Linked DNA regions of Homo sapiens: region 1 is linked to region 2. A link is an interaction called in ENCODE POLR2A ChIA-PET data of the cell type or tissue named here. Cell type or tissue: MCF 10A. All regions are shown on one strand. Links, peaks and the distances in the headings refer to the core of each region. The heading gives the core; the rest is flanking DNA. Region 1 overlaps LINC00487 (long intergenic non-protein coding RNA 487). Region 2 overlaps LOC105373404 (a long non-coding RNA gene).

The links. Peaks named below come from ENCODE experiments on the same cell type or tissue, not always from the same donor. Only the 100,000 strongest peaks of a DNase experiment are listed, where the experiment ranks them.
Region 1: POLR2A ChIA-PET joins it to region 2 with 5 read pairs; 2 of 35 experiments call an interaction of 5 or more read pairs at or near these places.

The regions. Positions count from the first base shown.
Region 1 is chr2:6,730,194-6,735,571 of GRCh38, reverse strand. LINC00487 (long intergenic non-protein coding RNA 487) reads left to right here. Exons shown (of 6, transcript NR_038369.1): 3 at 2,768-2,876; 4 at 3,312-4,417; 5 at 4,829-4,923. Among named protein-coding and RNA genes, the nearest start is that of LINC00487, 37 kb to the left of the region's middle. In MCF 10A, for the core only: no CTCF peak of the experiment used is centred there; no DNase peak of the experiment used is centred there.
Region 2 is chr2:6,790,631-6,796,008 of GRCh38, reverse strand. LOC105373404 (a long non-coding RNA gene) reads left to right here. Exons shown (of 4, transcript XR_922745.3): 2 at 1,706-1,865; 3 at 5,041-5,134. Among named protein-coding and RNA genes, the nearest start is that of LINC00487, 23 kb to the right of the region's middle. In MCF 10A, for the core only: no CTCF peak of the experiment used is centred there; a DNase peak (open chromatin) is centred at 2,438.

The DNA.
Region 1 (5,378 bases), core at 169-5,168, 60 kb after region 2:
AGGGTACTGGAAATCACTAGAATGGCATGTAAAAGCATATAATTCTTGTGCTCTCACATTCTTGGCCAACAGGGTAAACAATTTAGAACCTCTAACCTTTCTGAAAGGTCTCATGATAAAGTGGTCTTCTTATTTGTACAGAAGTCACAATTCAAATAGTTTAGGACATATGTGTACCTTTCAATGGTATAAGTAATCATGTCAGAAAGAGGAATCTGAAAAATGTGTCTAAGTTAAATTTGGTGACAGAGTTCTCAAATGTGAGAGGTATATTTTATTTGCTGAATGTTGAAAATATAGCCTTGAACTAGCTAATGAAAGGGTTTTATTTAGAACAGCTCAGAGTTTGGTATCACACATTTGTCCAGGAAAATGTGCTTGAAAATTATCCCTATATTTACCTCAAACTATATATTAGATTAAAAGACAGTCATTACTAAAAGGTTTTAGATACATAGAATTTTCCAATATGAATTTCTCAATATAAAAAGTTTTATATTGTATTTCTGATTACCATCCGAGAACACTATTTGGCCAATCTGAAAAGACAATCTCTGCCTCACAGACACTACATCAGTAGGGTTTTGGATGCTGGAAGAAGATAATTCCAGTATTAGAAATAAAGCATGGAAAACATACTGTCTCCTGAGCCCCAGATCTAGTGTCTAGGATTGGGTGTGAATCTCGGATCTAAATTGCCATGACAACCTCGTTTCTTATGCATTATCTTGAGGTAACTGGGATTCAAACTTAATGGGATTTATAGGTTGAAACTATCACCTTATATTAACCCAGAAATAAATTGCTAGGTAGTGTGGAAAGAGCTTTGCTATTTAATATTGAATGCTTATGGAGTCTAAGGCTCTCAACTCAATGTAGGCGTGGCAACCACTGTCCTGAAGAAGGCTGTGTTTCAAACATAGGGTATCTGAAAGTAAACTCTCCATTTTTGCCTCGTTGAGTTGCCATTAGCTGCAGTTGGTATGGGGCATGCATTTCTGCAGACACCTGGCAATGGCACTGTTTACTAAATATGTCCAACCACCTTACAAATATCATCTCTGTCTCTCACAGCAACTTCACAAGTGCTTATAATTGATGAAATTGAGTCCTTAATTTAATCTACTTACTCAGTACACACAGGCTAAAGCCAACTTTTGTTTTTCACTACATCCTGCATCTTATTACCTTGTCTATGCAACAGGACTTCCACCTGTGAGGATTTGAAAAGTGCCTCTGGGTTTGCTGGACATCAGCATCTCATGATAGACTCATGTTCAGTAGAACATCTGAACTGTGCATGCAGCTGCAGAAATTCTCTGCTTTTATTGGGCTCTCTTCCCTTGATTTGCTGAGAATACTGAGGTTTTGGGAACCTGCGGGTTACACCTTCCACAGATACATTTTGTTGGGTTTCCCTCCAGACGTAAGCTCCAGGCTTCACTGATGCCTCACTCTTGCTTGTCTCTAATTGCTGTGGTCTTTTCCAGGGTCCTCAAGGGTGTCTGGCAGGAAGGAAAGATGTGTTTTCCCACTACCCCATCTCTAGCATGGACACAAGTCACTCCCTCATTCTGCTTGACAAAACTGAGGAACTGTAATAGTTAACAAAGCTCTTTAGTAAAAGAATTAGAAACAACCCCCCTCCCACACCCGAACTTAATATCTGTTGACCATTAAAAACAAAATCCAAAAAACCTTGTTAACTGTTGACCATGCCTTTTTTCTGGGAGTTCCCCAATGGCTACTTCTGCTTTGACCCTATACCCCATTGATTGGATTTCTTTCTCCTTGGAACAGAGCCCTCTTCTCCTGGTTTTACTCATTCCCTAGTCCCAGGTCCCTCATACCCCATTTTTGCATCTACCAGGGGAAGAAAGAAAAAAAAAAAAAAACATTTAAGACCAAAATAAAATCTCTACAGTGATGTGTCCTCCCCACCCCAGGGAAAACTTGCTCTGTAAAGTAATTCCTCAGTGTTGTCTCTCTCTCCCTCTTTCTCTCTCTCTCTCTCTCTCTCTCTCATTTCCTTTAAGTTCCTTGTACACTTGGTTTGGGTTTGGTTACTTAAGATCTTTACATAACCTAAAGGCCATGAAAGTATTTTCATAAATGAGACATACTCCCACTAATATAAATTATGTTGTCACCTTCAAAAGCAGACAGTGAAGTTTAAAAAAATAGTTATAATATAATATTCCAACTGTTCTGTAACATATATATCCACCTATGAAAATTGTATTCAAGTATAACAGTATGTGCTTAAGGTAACCACCATCAGCTTTAGGGAAGGTTCTGGAGATGGTGTGTGAAAGCCTGCCTTGTGTAACAGATGACATGTAGCGCTAGTTTTACTAGTCCCTCTAACCCATAAGTAGTCTGTGGAAGCAAGGGTCAAACTTCCAGTTTACACACTGGGAATCTGAAGTTCAACAAAGTTAAATACTATTTCCAAGTCATATGGTTAATAATGTGGTGAATTTAAGCTCTGGACCCAAGTTCCCCAGACTCTGATTATATTGTTCTTTCCGCTGCACAAAGTTCTTAACTCAGAATAACTAGCTGCCAAAAAAATTCTAGACATTAAAGAAGAAGATGGATGTAAATTATAATTGTGGGGATCTCTTGCTTCTCCAAATTTTAGTAGGTAGATGGCTTCCTATTAAGCCAACACAGTGACCCTGGGTGTTACAGATGTTTGGAGGTAAAATAACTGGTGTCTTAGAGATCTGTAAATCTTATTTGAACACTATTTTTTCTGATGCAGGAGCAGTCTAGAGTAAGAGCTGTTTCCTGGCAGAGGATCAAGTATCCAGGTCACATTGAAGAGACATGTGAGGACTCCAATGGAGAACAATTTGAGAGTGAGAAACCAGGTGAGGTGTTTCTCACTCTAGGAAAGTTAGTGAATCTACCATAGCTGGGAGACAAGGGGAATTGTAATTAAGAAAGCCAATATCATGACTGGAATGTTGCAAGACATAGGAAAACTCAGAATATTTTAGGTAATGGAGTTTGTTGGAATATTTTTGGTAATGGGGTTTGTTGAAATATTTTTGGTAATAGGGTTTGTTGGATATTTAGGTGATAGGGTTTGTTTCCCTATTTATATGGGAAAATAGGTAAGAGAAAATTGGCTACATATCTGGGACACAAACTTGAGGACGATTCAGGATGTACTCTCTTGTTGTCCACTGTCAAGGAGGTGACTATGCTTTCTTAGGGCCCTTATTATTTTGTAATGTTAGTCCATTTGTGCTGTTATTAAAAAATGAGTAATTTATAACAAACATGAATTTATTTTCTTCCAGTTCTGGAGGCCAGGAAGTTCAAGATCAAGGTGTTGGCAAGTTCAGTGTCTGCTGAGGACCTGATCTCTCTTCTTTCAAGATGGCATCTTGTTGCTCTTCCCTCCAGAGAGTAGAAATGCTGGAACCTCACATGGAGGAAAAAATGAAAAGGACCAATGCTAGTTCCCTTCAGCCTTTTTATGAACTCACTAATTCCCATTGAGGGCTCCACATACATGACTTAATCACCTCCTAAATGCCTGACTTCCTAATACTCTCATTTTGAAGATTAAGTTTCAACATATGAATTTGGGGGTCATATTCAGAACATAGCACTTATGATACTATCTCAAATCATAGACTGCTTTCTCGGTGGGCATCTATCTCAGTTTCTTTTCTGTTGTTATTACAGAGTACCTGAGCCTGAGTAATTTATAAAGAAAATACATTTATTTTGGCTCATGGCTCTATAGGCTGGGAAGTCCAAGATTGGGCGGTTACATCTGGTTGGCTCCTGGTGCGGGCCTCCTGCCGCATCATAACAAGGTAGAGAAGTGAAAGGGAAGGTGGGCTTGTAGGAAGGGGGCAAAGCATGAAGGGCAGGCTTGCTTTATAGAAACTGGGACACAGCACCCCACAGGATGAGTGTATAAAGGCTAGACAGACAAGGGGATTGTTGTGTTGAACCTGAAAAGTCCCCTCACCTGGCAATGCTCTCTGTTCCCTGTGAGAAGAAGGGGTTTCTTTTCTTCTGGGATGATTCATCCCTTCACCTGTGGCCTTCCCTAGAGCCCATCCTTGTGCCATTCTGCTCTCCAGGCACATCTCTCTCAGATGAATTCCCTCTTCCCTCTTCCTCTGGCCCCTCCTGTTTATTTATCTGTTTCCTCACCACTGTGTAATCAGGTAGGCCCCACTGCTGTGACCTCTGGAATAATGATTGAATCTGCCCTATCCTCTCCACAGTGATGCCTGGGACCCAGCTGAGATCTCCATCATCTCTCAAAACAACTGTGCACTGACCTCCTGACCTAAGCCCAGCCTCTGCCCACTCAGACTGACCTTCACGCAGCTGCACAATGCTGCATTTGGAAGCCGGACCTGACCACATTCGTTTCCCTCTGTTGGTCTGATTGCCTAAAAAATGAAGCTCTGGGATAGGTTGCTTGTCTGACACTGTGTTCCTCTCCTGCTCCTCTTGCCACCTCCCTGGGACTCTGCCCTGCAAGAGCATGCTGCAGCTCTCTGCACATGCCATCAGTCCTGTGCCTTCTCATTTCCGTTAACATTGCCACCTCCTTCCAGAATGCTTTTCTGCTCACATTAACCTGTCTGACTCCCACTTAGACTTTGCTCACAGGGCATCAATTCCAAAATAAATCGTATGCCCTGCCTACCTCTTTCACCTTTCCTGACAAACTAGCTCTAGCTGCTGACTGTAGGAAGCCTGAAAATCAATAACTAGCTGTCTCAGCTGCAAGAAGGGGGATAAGGGTTGGGCCAGGGTATGAGTTATATCAATGGCTTTTTTCTTTCAGAGATTCATGTTCTGGAGAAATGAAAATGCTGTCTCAGTGGAATGTTGATTAGCTGGAGTGGAGACCCAAGATCTCTGTCCAGGCAGGGCCATCAAGTGAGTTTGGGATGAATTTCTTTAATTGCTTCTCTAAGATTGACGCTTGCTGATACGACATTAAAATTTTGACCAAGTGAAGCTTCTCAATTTGTGCACCTGATTCAGGCATGTACAACAAGAAGTCATGATAGGAAAGTGCCCTTGATTCATTTTACAAATAAAAATTCCAAGGGCTGTGATGAGAGTCATTATATGTGCAGACACTTATAAAAAGATATTAAGAAAGTCTCACTTTTCAGTTTATTAAAAATGGAATTGAAATGCTTCTTGGTGAGACATTGGAATCTGAAACCTCAAAATGACCTGCAGAATGCCAAGTACGTAATTCTAGTTTTCAATTCCTCAGGCAGGTGAGTCAGAAAGTCAGAAAATAAACCCATGCTCCCAGAAGTCCAAGGCAGTTCTTTTTTCTGTATTATGTTACCTTTGAGGGTGGTACAGCTGGCTATGTA
Region 2 (5,378 bases), core at 146-5,145:
TTTCTCCTTTGTCTAATATCTCCACCAAGAGCAGGCAACAGTTTCTGTTGTTTACGATCAGAAGAGTTCATTTTTTTTTTCTAAACGTTTCTCATTTTGAACCAGTGGACCTTGACATTCACAGCCACACAGGCCCACTGAGGTCTTTTTCTTAAATAAAACAGCAACTTTTTCCTAAAGAGGCATTTGTCTTTCTTCTTAGACCACTGTTCTCCATCCTGGATGTGCATTACTGTCACCCGGGAACTTTTAGTGGCATCACCACCTGGGCTGCCATCTCTAGCGATGCTGATTTGCTTGGTTCCAGCTGGACTTGGGCACAGGCATATATTTTGTTTGTTCTGCTTTTGTTTTTATTTTTTTATTAATTTTTTTAAAAAGGGGATGGGCTTGTTGGAAAACATTCCCCAGGACATTCTAACACGCAGCCATAGCTCAGATCGGGAGTCGGCATCCTTTCTCCGTGAAAGGCCAGAGAGTGAAGATTTTCGACTCTGTGGGCCACATCAGGTCTCCGTCATAGATTATTCTTCTTCTTCGTCTTTTTTGATTGCTTGTTTTTAATTCCTTTACAAATATAAAAACCATTTTTAACTTGGGCCATAGCAAAGATAGGCTTTGGGCTTTTCTGACTGCTATTTTAGACCAACAAGTTCCATCTTTGGCCTTTCTTCATATAGTTCTATTTTCTTCTCCTTATGGAAAGTGGGTTTCAGGAGACTGGGCATTTTTAAAAATTTGTTTCCTTATCTTTAATGCAAAGGGATTGAATGTATGATCGCCTATGCTCCCTCCAGCGCTGAACTTCTCTCATTCTATTTTGTGGAGATGGCTGTGGTGAGCTCTTCTCAGGCCATGAGGCACGTGTGTCCTGGCCAGGAGTTCATCACAGCAGCCCACGAGGGGTGCATGGAAGATTCTAAGCTTTCAGGTGAAAAGATCTGGGTACCAATTCCAGCCTATCGTGTATAAGCCTCCCTCACTGCCCCATCTATGACTAGGATAATAACAGCGACTTGATAGGGCTGTTGTGAAGATTAAATAAGATGACGGAACCTGTGCAATAAAGTGGAAACAAGGCAGCTCCTTCGTCCAGGTGCCTCAGGTACTTGCTAACTGTGTGAGTTTGGGCAAATGCACTGCCCCAAGCCACGGTTTGCTCATGTGTAAAATGGGGATGATTATATCACCGCTTCCTTCAGAAGGCTGCGACAGTTAAATGGAGCAACCCATGTAAAGTGCGTTAGACAGAGAGGAGGCACTTAACAAACAGCTGCCATTAGACTTGCTGAGGTAAAAGAACCAGTTCAGTCACATGGCCCAGTGTAGGATCATGATCACGTGGTCAGAACATCAGCGAGAAGCTGAACAGTGCTTTTCTGTTGCTTCTCTAGGGTTTTTCCAACATATGCACAAAATCAGCAAAAATATATATAGAACCGAGGAGGCTCAGGGAAAATGACAGGCAGACATGCAGCTATTGCAAACCCGTGATGTGCCAGGCCCTGGGTTTCTTCCTGGAAATAGAGACATAAATAAGACACGGATGATGATCACCATCAAGGGTTCAAGGGCAGTGCATAGCTCTTTGTTCAAATCCACAGAAATATGACTCGAAGAAAGCATACGGTGGATAGAAAAGATCTTGCAAATCAGCCCTGTGTTCTTCTGTATCACAGTTCAGGAATGTCTCTTCTCCATGCAGGTTCATGGCACATCAACGAGTGTGACTGGGGAGTGCTGGCAAATCTACAGTTGAACTGCCTAATAATTTGTGGCATCAGAACCATGCAGGAGACAAACAAAATGACTTAGACCTTCTGTGTGATCTCACGAGGGTTGTGTTGTAGGGCTCCTGTAATAAGGTGAGTTATTATATCTGCGTAGTGCCGGGCAACATGCCTGGGCCTGCATGAGCTCCTCCTCTGTTCTTGGTCTCTCATTTGACATGAAGAATGAGAAGCAGACCGTTCCTGCATGCACTCACGTCTTCTGAGATCTATGGATCTCTGCTTTAGCTCTTCCCAGTTTACTATTTGATGAAGGAGAAAAGGAGAAAGGCACTAATAGGCACTAATCCTTTAACTTTTGACCAGTCTGTTTAACGACTAAAACTGCTCCTTGGAGGTTGACTTCATCCTCAGCATTTTACCTTTTTACTAATTTAGAAAACTAAAGTATAGAAGCTTTAATTTTTCCGGAGCCTCTGATCAGATAGTGGGAGAAACAACTTTTAAACTCTGGACTGTCTGCACCAAAAATCAAAGCCCTTTCACAATCCTACACAACTCTCCTACTTACCTCACAAGTAATTGAGCTTTAACAATAAAGAATATTTATAGAGTCCTTGCCTTGTGTGCTTACTGTATATACTGGAGTTTGTCATGCTCTCAGGAGGGAGGGTTTATAAGTGACCACACCAGTGCTACTTCACAGGCTAGGGAATTGCGTCACAGAGCAGAGTTTAGAAGCTTGCTTAAGGTGATGCAATTAATAGGTGGGAGAGTTAGTGTTTGAAGTAGCCAACGGGCCTGTTGTTTTTAAGAGCTGTGCTATAGAATCTCTTTTTGCTTGATTTTTGTCTCTAATCTTCTTGGTCTGGTCACAAGTTGCATCTCTATCGACAAATTGAAGCAGTTATCTAGAGTTTTCTGCCCTGGATTTTTAATAATTCATGCAAAGACCTTAGTCTGTTACTGAGGATAACATACTTGCCATGTGGAAAATGAAATAGGAGTCCATTCTTTAAAAATATGTGCTCCAAAGTGCAGATCCTCAATCTTTTCTTCCTGCATTCATCTATGCAAGACTTGAGACTAGGGAGACCCTATTTAAAACACTTGTTTATAGCTCCGTATCTCTTGTATTGGTTGGCATTCCCTGGTTAAATAAAATTCCCAGATGGACTTTATTTTTTCTTTCACCATTCCTCAAGTCAGAGAGTGACAGCACAAATTGAATGTGAGGCGTGATTGGAAGGATCCTCATTTCGTGTAATTTAGAAACAGAGACAGTCTGAATGGCTCGCTGATTTAATTACAGGATGTAAAAGTGGGTGAGACATGGCACAGCACTGACGGCTGATGGAGGCCTCCACTGTATATCCTTGTTTTCATCTCCCACAATTATTCGGACAAATCTTATGGGGAAATTTTGATGTGGCAACAGTAAACAGATGCTTTTCTTTAACTGCCAGGGTAAATTACCAGGTAATTTTGCTGGAAACGTGTGTCAATACAACACGGTCTCTCTTCCTGTCTGTGTTTCCGTCTTTCCTCCTTCCTCCTCCCTGTAGCCTTTCAAGACTGTCTCTGTTAGCAGAGAAATGGAGAGAAGCAGAAACCTTCTCTTTCATAAGGTATTTTCTGAGGATGCAATTTCTCCCTTTGCAGCCAAGTGGCATTTCTGAGCAGGATGTTAATGAGCCCAGTGCAGCCCTTGGTAGGCAGCAACTGACCAGCAGAGCTGGAAGTGTGCTCTTGGCTTTCAGAGATATCTCCAGTGATGCTCGTAGCCACCAGTTTTCCAGTTTGGTGGTGAAGCTGTGACTCAGAATTGAAGCCTATGGTAATTTTATCTCATCTTTCATTTTGGCCTCGGCCCTAAAAGTTCTGAAGAATTGATTTCAGACTGTGGAAAATCAAAGAACAAAATCTCATTTTATTCTGGAAACCATAGCAGGACCATCCACACCACTGCCCTGGCTCCTGACCTCATGCAACACTCCTGGCCTACATGCTTGGCCTGGCACTGCCGGCTGGTCCTTCTCACCACACCATGCTGTGTTGGTGACCTCAGCTGAGGCATTCCCTTAGCAGTGACTCAATGTGTTTCTTCAGTTTGTGCATTTATCCAGCAAGGAGGACATAGCTCTGTGGATAACCTATGGATCAATGACTCCATGGACAATGGTGGTTATGGACTAAAGTGTCACCAATGCCACCAAATGAGAAGCACTGGGATGATGTAGCAGAAGGAGCTTCCAGGGCAGCTGTGACAAATCGCAGAGGCAGTTGTCCTCATCTCACCCTGCACTTTATTTGCAGAATCTCCAGGATAGCTGACTGGCTCACTTTGCTTCCAGTAATTGCCTTCCTTCAGCCATCAACTTAAACTTGATCATCTGACGGCTCCCTCTCCATGGGCAGCGGGTCTCCCTAGGCTGCCACCTGTGGGCCAGTGTGGGTCAAGTCCTCTCTGACTGTATCTCTTTGCTCCTGCCAAGCTGTGCTGCAGACACACCCTCTGTCCCATGATTTTGGCATCCCGGTTCTCTCTGGTCCCTTTCTAGGGCCTCCCTTCCACCCTCAGGTGCTGTCATCATAGCTGGAGAAGGCATCTGGAGCACTCTTCAGGATGCACACTCTCTTGTTTGGTGAACCCCAGTATCTTTCTCTTTCTTCAAGAAGTCGCCAGAGTCTTCCATCCTCCTGGAAGCTTGCCTTAAGCTCTCCACCCACTTTTTTTCTTCTTCAGTTTTTTTTTTCTCTTCGCTCTCTCTTTCTTTCTTTCCTTCCTTTCTTTCTTTCCTTCCTTCACCTCCCCTCTCTTTCTCTTCCCTTCCCTTCGCTTATCTCCCTTTCTTTCTTTTTTCTTTCTTTCTTTCTTGCTTGCTTTCTTGCTTTTTTTTTTTTTCTTCCTCAGAGCCTCACTGTGTTGCCCAGGGTGGAGTGCAGTGGCACAATCTCAGCTCACTGCAACATCCGCCTCCCAGGTTCAAGTGATTCTCCTGCCTCAGCCTCCTGAGTAGCCAGGACTACATGTGCCCGCCACCACAACCAGCTAACTTTTGTATTTTTAGTAGAGACGGGGTTTCACCATGTTGGCCAGGATGGTTTCTTTCTTTCTTTTTTGACAGGGTCTCTTTCTTTTTTGACAGGATCTCTCTCTGTCACCCAGGCTGGAGTGCAGTGGTGTGACCTCAAGTCACTGCAGCCTCTGCCTCCCAGGCTCAAGTGATTCTCGTGCCTCAGCCTCCCAAGTAGCTGGGACTATAGGAACGCACCACCACACCTGGCTAATTTCTATATTTTTTTGTAGAAATGGAGGTCTCATCATGTTTCCCCGGCTGGTCTTAAACTTCTAGACTCAAGCATTCCTCCTGCTTCAGCATCCCAAAGTGCTGGGATTACAGGTATGAGCCACCCTGCCCGGCTTCTCAACCCACTTAACAGTAGCAACTGCCACCATTGCCATTTGCTGTCCTCATAATAATACTGTGGCATAGGTATTATTATTCCCATTTTGTGGGTAAGAAAATAGAGGTTCAAAAAGACTATGATTTGCCTAAATTAATAATTCGGTAATAATTGAAAATAACAAGCTTTAAGTGCTTATGTGCCATATAGTGGGTTAAGTTTTTCATATAGATCGTCTCA